3 separate regions of the Homo sapiens genome follow, and regions 2 and 3 are each linked to region 1. Evidence: chromatin contacts called from ENCODE Hi-C or POLR2A ChIA-PET data. All regions are on one chromosome and are shown on one strand. The core of a region is the stretch at or near the end of the contact, and the rest is flanking DNA. Distances in the headings are between cores, read along the strand shown.

The links. Hi-C counts contacts between places; a loop is a spot of excess contacts on that map. ChIA-PET counts read pairs that join two places held with the same protein, here RNA polymerase II (POLR2A). Pooled maps may share reads with other maps.
Region 2: a pooled map shows a loop between it and region 1 (2.5-fold over the local background). The contact joins two enhancer-like sites. A Hi-C loop is called at or near these places in 1 of 168 maps with a recorded cell type or tissue (naive thymus-derived CD4-positive, alpha-beta T cell), 3 of 37 single-sample maps with no recorded cell type and 7 of 50 pooled maps. POLR2A ChIA-PET finds 5 or more read pairs at or near these places in 1 of 52 experiments (AG04450).
Region 3: a pooled map shows a loop between it and region 1 (3-fold over the local background). The contact joins two enhancer-like sites. A Hi-C loop is called at or near these places in 1 of 168 maps with a recorded cell type or tissue (endothelial cell of umbilical vein) and 5 of 50 pooled maps. POLR2A ChIA-PET finds 5 or more read pairs at or near these places in 2 of 52 experiments (PC-9 and activated CD4-positive, alpha-beta T cell).

Annotation. Positions count from the first base shown.
Region 1 is chr2:12,176,262-12,178,961 of GRCh38, forward strand. The region is part of intron 3 of MIR3681HG (MIR3681 host gene); the gene reads left to right. Among named protein-coding and RNA genes, the nearest start is that of MIR3681, 22 kb to the right of the region's middle. Within about 2 kb of position 1,437, at least 12 of the 41 ENCODE cell types and tissues checked have a DNase peak (open chromatin) inside an H3K27ac peak, as active enhancers do; they include PC-9, where a contact is called at or near this core.
Region 2 is chr2:12,506,139-12,508,838 of GRCh38, forward strand. The region is part of intron 4 of MIR3681HG (MIR3681 host gene); the gene reads left to right. Among named protein-coding and RNA genes, the nearest start is that of TRIB2, 210 kb to the right of the region's middle. RefSeq lists a silencer at 1,475-1,524. Within about 2 kb of position 1,378, at least 2 of the 41 ENCODE cell types and tissues checked have a DNase peak (open chromatin) inside an H3K27ac peak, as active enhancers do.
Region 3 is chr2:12,553,766-12,556,465 of GRCh38, forward strand. All of the region lies in intron 4 of MIR3681HG (MIR3681 host gene), which reads left to right. Among named protein-coding and RNA genes, the nearest start is that of TRIB2, 160 kb to the right of the region's middle. Within about 2 kb of position 1,352, at least 5 of the 41 ENCODE cell types and tissues checked have a DNase peak (open chromatin) inside an H3K27ac peak, as active enhancers do; they include PC-9, where a contact is called at or near this core.

The DNA.
Region 1 (2,700 bases), core at 187-2,686:
GGTCCCATCGTGCAGAGGCTGCTGGCTCTCTGTAACCTGAGCTCAGAAGGATGGTCTGGAGGGGAGGCAGGAGAGGCATCAGTGTAGAGATGGGGACCCAAGCCAGGACAGTGAGTGAGAGCCTACAAAATGCAGAGGAAGTACAGCAGAGAGTTGGGGCAAGTTGGGGCAAAAATCTGGGTGGCCAGCAGCATACAAGAGATGTAGAGACAGTGGAGTCTGGAAGAAAAGTCTGGAAGGAATGATCTGATACACAGGAGGAAAACAAGATATGAATAGTCCCACCAAAACCAAGGGAGATGCTGTTTATAGGAAGAAGGTCTCTAACATTAGCTGCTGCAGAGACATGCCAGATGGTGAGGGCTGGACAGGTCTGGGCAGTGGCTCTATTGGAGAAAGTGAGCTGCAAACCAGGTTTCATCCTTAAAAGGAGTGTTTTGTCTTTTGTGATTGACATGATTCTCTGACTGATGTATCTAATTCATGATTTTTTTTTTCACAAATGCACATAGAGCTTTCAGTGTTACCCAGGTGAGCAATGCAGCAGGCAGGCTGCAGGCTCACATGTTGACACTCAGGTTCCACATGAGTACATGAATGTGACACAGCATTTCAGAACAACAAGAAAAAACGTGAACAAAATGAAAGAAAGAACTCCAACTGTCAATTTGATACTCAGAATTTAAAAATTCCCCAAATCTTATTAGAAATCAATAAAACTATGCCTAATTAGATGTAATGCGTCTTTCTTTTGAGAATGTAGGTTCATGGTCTCGTGGAACCAGTTCCTCCTGGTTTAAACAGAGTTATTGAAATGCAGGAAGGATGCTGGATGTCTGTGCTTCTTTTTTCTGAAAGGAACCTCTCAGTCCCTGGGTGACCCTGTGCTAATGAGTCTCCACTGGTGAGTCATCTCCCGGCCTGGACTCAGAGATGCTATCAGTTTCATTGAAGTCCCCACAGTCACCTCGGCTTCTCCAGCCTGCAACAGCTACAGGAAGGCCATTAGCTCAGCCGTGTGCCCTCCCTCCCCACACCACCCCAACTTGTCCCTCCTCTAATGTAATATTTGCAGACATGCCTGGCATTCGTTCCTAAAATGTATTATTCTACACACAAACACCCTTTGATCAGCTTGACAGGAAAACCAGAAGCATCACGTACATATTTGGTTTAGCAAAGCTGTAACGGGAACAGATGTCTCTGCAAAGACTATTTCAGAATGACCCTGAATGTGTCCTCTTTTTTTTTTTTCTGTAGAGAAATTATGGCCACATTTTTAATGATTCTTTCCAACTTGGAACTCTGCTGAGAGGTATCTCATTCATTCTCAGCCAGATTCCTGGCTCCCGGGCTGCAGTCCCGTGCAGGCTATAGGTTACTTGTTTGGAAGCATTTTCAGTGAATGAGGCCAGTCTGTGTTGTCCAGCTGGCAGGAGAGCAGCTGTGGACACATGGGGGAAATTGCACGTTTCTCCCTGTCACTAAGATGAGCCTGAGTGTCTCTCTTTCCTCAGGCAGCCAAGCAAACTTTCTGCTAGACCACACAGGCCCCAGTCACACTTACCCTGGGGCCCAAAGCAAAATTTTTCAGCTGCTGACAGGAAGAGTGTTTTTCTCTCTGGTTCTGTGAAGTCTGGAACCATGTGGCAGATGAAGTGGTTGCCTCAACTGGGTCACTGTTTGCTGGTCATGGGCTTCCACTGTGGAGCCAGCCCAGGGGAGGCCCAAATGGGAGGCAGCAGGGTGGGCTGCCCATGAGAAAAATGAACTGTTGAAAGAGCTGGACCTATTTGATTTGAACATCTGCACCATATCTTCCAGGATATTCTGTCCTGTCTACATTGTTGCCATTGACATGTCTTAGGTTGAATGACGTGATGGTGATAACAGATCATGAGATTTTCCTGTGTTATTTTTATGTTATGAGTGGTTTATTGAAGTGCAGTTAATATCCTCACTTGCTCTACCCTCCTTCTCTTGAAAGAGGTGATGATCCTATCTCTGCCCTCAAACTTTCTAGGTGAGGACTCGAGGGGTTGTGTGAAATTCTGGAGACTGTGCATTTGGTGGAAAGAGTATGGAATTTGAAACTGTGTAGTTGTGGTTTCCAAGGGTGGCTTTATCTCTTACTAGTTGTACAGACTTAGGCAAGTCACTGAAATTTACTGAGCACCAGTTTCCTCATCTGGGAAATGGAGATAACTGTCTACCTGAGAGATGAAGTATTCAACAGCTTGGCATCATGCCTGGGGCTTGGTAGATAATTCCTTCCCATCAGGCCCACCCCAGAGTTATGGGGTAGAGTCAAAGAGATGGACCCGAACTCCCTCCCTGTGTGGAGGAGCTGCTGTCCTCCAGGGGCGGTCAGTCAACAGGGACTGGCTTTCAATCCAATTCAGTCTAGCAGTGGAAGCTGGACTTGTAAGATAACAGCAATTAACATGAAGGCACCTACTATGTGCTGTGTTCAGACCTGACACACATTAACTCATTCAACGTTCACAGTAATCCTGCGAAGCAGGTCCTCTTATTATCCTTGTTTTACATGTAGAGGAACAGAATCTCAGAGCCGTAACAACTGGCTCAAGTCCACATGATCAGTAAGCAGAAGGGCTCAGCATCCAACTCAGACAGGCTGCCTCCAGAGACCAAGCTCATAACTACAATACTAACTGTCTCTGCTAAAATAATCTCTAA
Region 2 (2,700 bases), core at 128-2,627, 330 kb after region 1:
TTGTGTCAGGCAACACAGAAACTCAGGAGACCGGAGATTCAGAAATAAATAAAATGCAGGGTTGTACCAGAAATGCCCTGTTTTTCACAGCTCACACACTGTCTAGTTGAGAAGCCAGGAAGACAAGTGATTAAAAATGAGGCCGACAAGTGTTGTAACAAATGTGAGCACACAGAGTAATGGGAACAAAGGGAGAATAAAAGCAGTTGTGCCTGGGGATAGCTTCAAAGTAGAAACAATTTTTCAGATAAATTTTGAAGGATAAATAATTATTCCCAATGAGAACGCATTACAGGCAGAAGCAAAATTCTGTACCCATCACAAGGACCAGATAATAAGAACAATTTTAGCTTGGATGTTGCTTAGGAGTGTGATGATAAAGAATGGTAGAAGATAAATTTGAATTGAATTTGAAAATTTCAGAGTTTGGACACAGATTGCAAAAAATTTGAAAATCATATAAAGGATTTCAGATTCTTGCCTTGCAGCCTTCAGGAGAAGTAACTGAGCAATAGTTCAAACACTGGTTTTTCCAAACTTGCTTTTTGGTCACTGTATCCATCTGATCTTTCTTCCGTCTTTACTAAAAAAGAAAAAATGAAAATGCTGTTTTGCTAAGGAAACTAAGAACACTTACTGAACCATTCAAATTTCCTTTCTCTCCTTCATTCCCTCTCCCTCTCTTCTTCTGTTAGTCATTTTCAAAGTACTCTCTTAGTGCCGGGTCCTGAGCCTAAGTATTCAGAGATATGTGTAAAATCACTACCTTCAGAAAGTTCACAATCTAATAAGAGAGGCAGATAAATAGACAACTGCAGCCCAGCACATGCTGGTAGAATGTTACTCACAGCTGCTGGGAGAACACTGCTTCCTGACCAGGGTCCAGGAGACCAGAGAACATGAGGAGATGATGCTTGTGTGATTTAACTTTAAAGGAGCCTTGCTTCATTAAATTTCTCAGTAGTAAGGTCTTATTTTGAAGAGGTCCTAATTACACTGCCCTACTAGAGAACAAGTCTGCAGGTTACACTAATACAAAACCTTTCAATGATCTGAGTTAATGGAGTGGCAAATGACATGGATTCGTGGCATTCTAGTATGGCAGCAAGGGTGTCCCTTTTTGGCAGGGGGTCTTTATGGCGTCTTTAAAATTGTTGGTAACTACACATTGCACTACTTTGAAGAAAGCCTGACCTTGACCGCCAGCCAAATAGATACAGAAGAATGGCCTTGGGGGAAGAGTCAATGCTTTCTGCAGGAGCTACACTGCTCAGAAGCCACAAAAGTGATGCTTCATCATCTGGCACCCTCCCACATAAACTGTGCCCCCGGGCCCACAGCCGCCTCTCAGAAGCAATGGCACTAAGCTTTTACTGTCTCCAGCGTGCACCAACCATGTCTTTGTGGTTAGCAGATGCATTGGTTTCGCAATTAAAGGCTAATGAGCCTGAAAGGAAACCATGAGTCTGACCTTAGAAGATTTCGTGTGCTCAACTTCACTGAATCATCAATGAATTTATGAGCCAGGTGAAGGATTTCCAGAGACAAGATGCGCAACCATTCCCCAAAATGTGACTTTGGGGGAAAAGGGAGAAGGGTTAGAGTAGTTAGAGTACCTGTTTTCAGATCTGGGAAGAGTCTCTCAAATTTTCAATCCCAATTTTAATCTTGTGAATCTTTCATTAATCCTATATTCCTTTTTTCACTTTTCAAGTTGTCCTCAGAGAACACAGATTTTATCTGGCCTGACCCTTCTAATTACAGCTGAAATAAAAATCCTTGTCATGAGAGTAACGGCACCTTCACCTTGAATTAAAAGATCATTCTGGATCATTGAAACGAGAAGTACTTTGCTTAACGGAGCATCAGTGGGGGCCAGTTGAGTTTCTGTGCTCATTGGTTCTGTTAGTGTGTTTAGGTTTACAGAACAATGTGAACTCCTTTCTTCATGGGTGCTCATTGTCTTAGCAGAGTGTGACTTCCCTAATCTCACTTCTGACAAAGGTGTTTATTTATCCACAGTTTTATTCCATCTAACTTTAGGAAATTACTCTTGCTAACTTGTTCATTATGCATTCCTTTGCTATTCTTTTAGTGGATACCTAGATATTATACCATGCATCTTGAGATATCGCTGTCTAACACAAATTATTACTTTTACTACTTTCATACTCCTGCTAGAGACTTAGGGCACTTTAATGTCCTTTGCACACTCTTGCCTTGAATAATAGTGACTGTTAGGCCTTTTCATTGGAATTCCCAGGACATTCAAGTTATTGCATTTTTTATAGCCAATATTAATTCCTCTACCTCCATAGTTACCCTTTCCTGTGTTCTTCATTCCCTCATACATTTTCATGTTTCCATCAATAACTATTTTCCTTCTGTAAGGTGATACACTTTTCCAGCTTTTGTTTACCAAAAACATCTTTATTTTATCTATATGCTTCAGGAATATTTTAATTGACCATTAAATTCTAGATGATGATTAATTTTCTTTGTATTTTTGTAGCTTAAAGGTGATGAGCTTCCTGAATATTCGGACTGTCTTTTATCAATTTTGGAAAATCCTTAGCCATCATCTGTTTGAATATTGCTCTAATCTGTTTCCTCTCATCCTTCTAAGACTCCAGTTACACATACGTAAACATGTCTGAGCGTGTCCTGCATATCTTTCCCTTTTTAAAAAAAATCTGTTCC
Region 3 (2,700 bases), core at 102-2,601, 380 kb after region 1:
CCCCCGTGGGATGCTGGAAAAGAATACCACAAATTGAGTGACTTGATTAATCTTTTCATAGTTCTAGAGGATAAAAGTTGAAGATGAAGGTGAAGCAGGGTTGGCTTCTTCCTGGCTTGCAGATGGTCACCTTCTCACTGTGTCCTTATGTGACCTTTCATCCTTGTTTGCACATTCCTGGTGTCTCTTCCTCTTTTAATAAGGACACAGGTCTTATCGGATTAGCTTCCCACTCTTTTGACAGCATTTAAACTTAATTAAATTGGTAGAGGATGGGAAATTACTTAATGGTACAGCGTATGCTATTCAGGCAATGGGTACCCTAAAAGCCTTGACTTGACCACTATGTAATCTATACATGCAAAAAAATTACACTTATATCCTGTAAACTTACATGAATAAAAAATTAAATAAGCTTAATTATCTCCTTAAAGACCCTATCTTTAAATACAGTCACATTGGGTTACGACTACTTCCACATGCGGATTTTAGGGGGACAGAACTCAGTCCATAACAACAGAAGACCACTGAAATTGGAAGAGGCGTGTGATTCATTCCAGCTGCTGCACTGCGGCAGATCCCAAGCAGTGGCACTGACAAGCTGTGTCACCAGGCAGAGGCTGACACAAAAGAGCAACCCAGCGGACTAAAGGCCACATCTATAGCAGCTTAGAAGCTGCCTCAGCCTCATGCTGTGGGTCCGGCGCAGGTTAAACAGGCTTGGGCAAGGCTAAGAAGGGACACAGCGGGGGTTGCTGAAGAAGAGTCAGGAGTTTGTCCTCCTAAGACCAGGGCAGTTTAGAGACATCATTATCACATTTGCATCTCTGGTTCCTAGGAGACATCGGGGCACAGGGTAAGTGTTCAATTATTCACCAATGAACTTCAAATGGTTAAATAGTTGAGAACACAGGGAGCTCCCCATTACTGGCTGCATCTGTCCAAGGGGCTATGAAAAGTGGTCGTGCATTGAATGAGACCTTGAAAATCTTGTCCTGGTCTAACAGTCTGACTCTTTGTTTACATAACAAAGTGGATCATAAAAAATCCCCATCTCTTTCTACGTCTGAGTAGATTTTCTTAGTTTACACTGTCATCTTGTGAGCTATGTTTGTATTTTGCATATGCGTTTGCCCCATTTTGGGGTGGCATTTTAAGGGGATGATGACTTATAATGTTCCTTCATTAGAAACATTGTAAAGCAGGATAGGTTTTTATGGCTCTATGTCCTTGTGATGCACATATGTGGGCAGCACTAGTAGTATCTCATCAGAAGCTTTCTCTTCTTTCAACTGGGTCCACAGGTTGAACTCTTCCTATGAGTGGAGCCCTAGCACTGCTCATTGCCCTGCCTGGCAGTGGTGTGGGAGGAGCCATGGCCCACCGGCCCCAGATCTTTCTAAGGGGGACACTGAATTACATTGTTCATCTCAAGAGTTAAACTAGACAAAGTGGGCCCAAACCTAATAAGACAGCCCATTAGGAACATTTTCTGTGCTTACATCTTACTGACTTTTATCATAAATTAGAGATTTTGAAGAGAATGAGTCATAGAAAAAGAAAAAATAATAACCTGGTTCAGCAATCAGCATATTATATCTCCCCAGTGACTCATAACATCAGACTCAAGTCAGGACAAACAGAGTTCCTGTCAGAAAGAAGTGCAGTTAAAAATAAAAGCAAAAATAGGAAGGGGTGGGCGGGCAGGGTGGGGGGAGCAAAACCTTTTAAACTGTGCCTAGAACTCTCCCCAGCCTGGATTCCCTAATGAGGGATTTGAGGTGCAAATAGGCTGAAAAGCCTGAGTCAGACAGCAGGAGGAAGCAGCTCCCAGGGTGCAAAGACAAATGGATTTCTTAATAAAATCCTCCAGGAAAAGAAAAGCAGCAGAAACCATGAAGTATGGATTATTCGTTAAATACGAAAGGGGCCTGCAAGAGGGCTTCTCCTAATGAAATCGTGGCACAATTTCATGAAGAAACACAGGTTTCAGAGTTAAACCAACTTGCATCTTAATTGTGGTTCCACCAAAATTGGCCGTGCAAGCTTGGAAGGATCCTTGGTTTTCACATCTGTTGGATGAGGATAACAAGCCACAGCACAGAGCTGTTGTGAAGATTGACCGATGCTAAGCATGTAAAGCACTTAGCATGGTGTACACATTTACAGGAAAAAAGACTGACATTAAATAATAATTTGTCTTAAAACTATAGATGAAAATACATCTGGACAGAGTTTGCTGAAGCTTTAATTGATAGACTCAGATAAGTGTCTATCAAGCATGTCACAGAATCACAGCTTCGTAAGAGTGGATTCAGATGCCGCTGACTAAGGCCATGGTACCCTTGAACATTTTATTACAGCAGAAAAGGTTAAGCAGCTTTGGCTGGTCCAATAGTTTCCCTGTTCTACATGAGTTCCTCTTCTTCGGTTTCTCCCCAACCAGCCTAGCCAGTGCTTTTAGTGCACATTTGAAAACCCAAAAATAAGTTTGCAGCCAAGCAACTTTGGATTAAGCTTTGATTCTTCCAGTTACTACCTATGTGACATTGGCGAGATGCTTCACCTTTCTAAGCCTTAGTGGCACACCTGTGAGATGAAGTAAGTAGCTACTATCTTAAACAGATGCTATGGAATTTTGAATGAAGAACTTGAAATGTCTAGCATAGTTTGTGAGCACAAAAGTAATTGACAGACTAT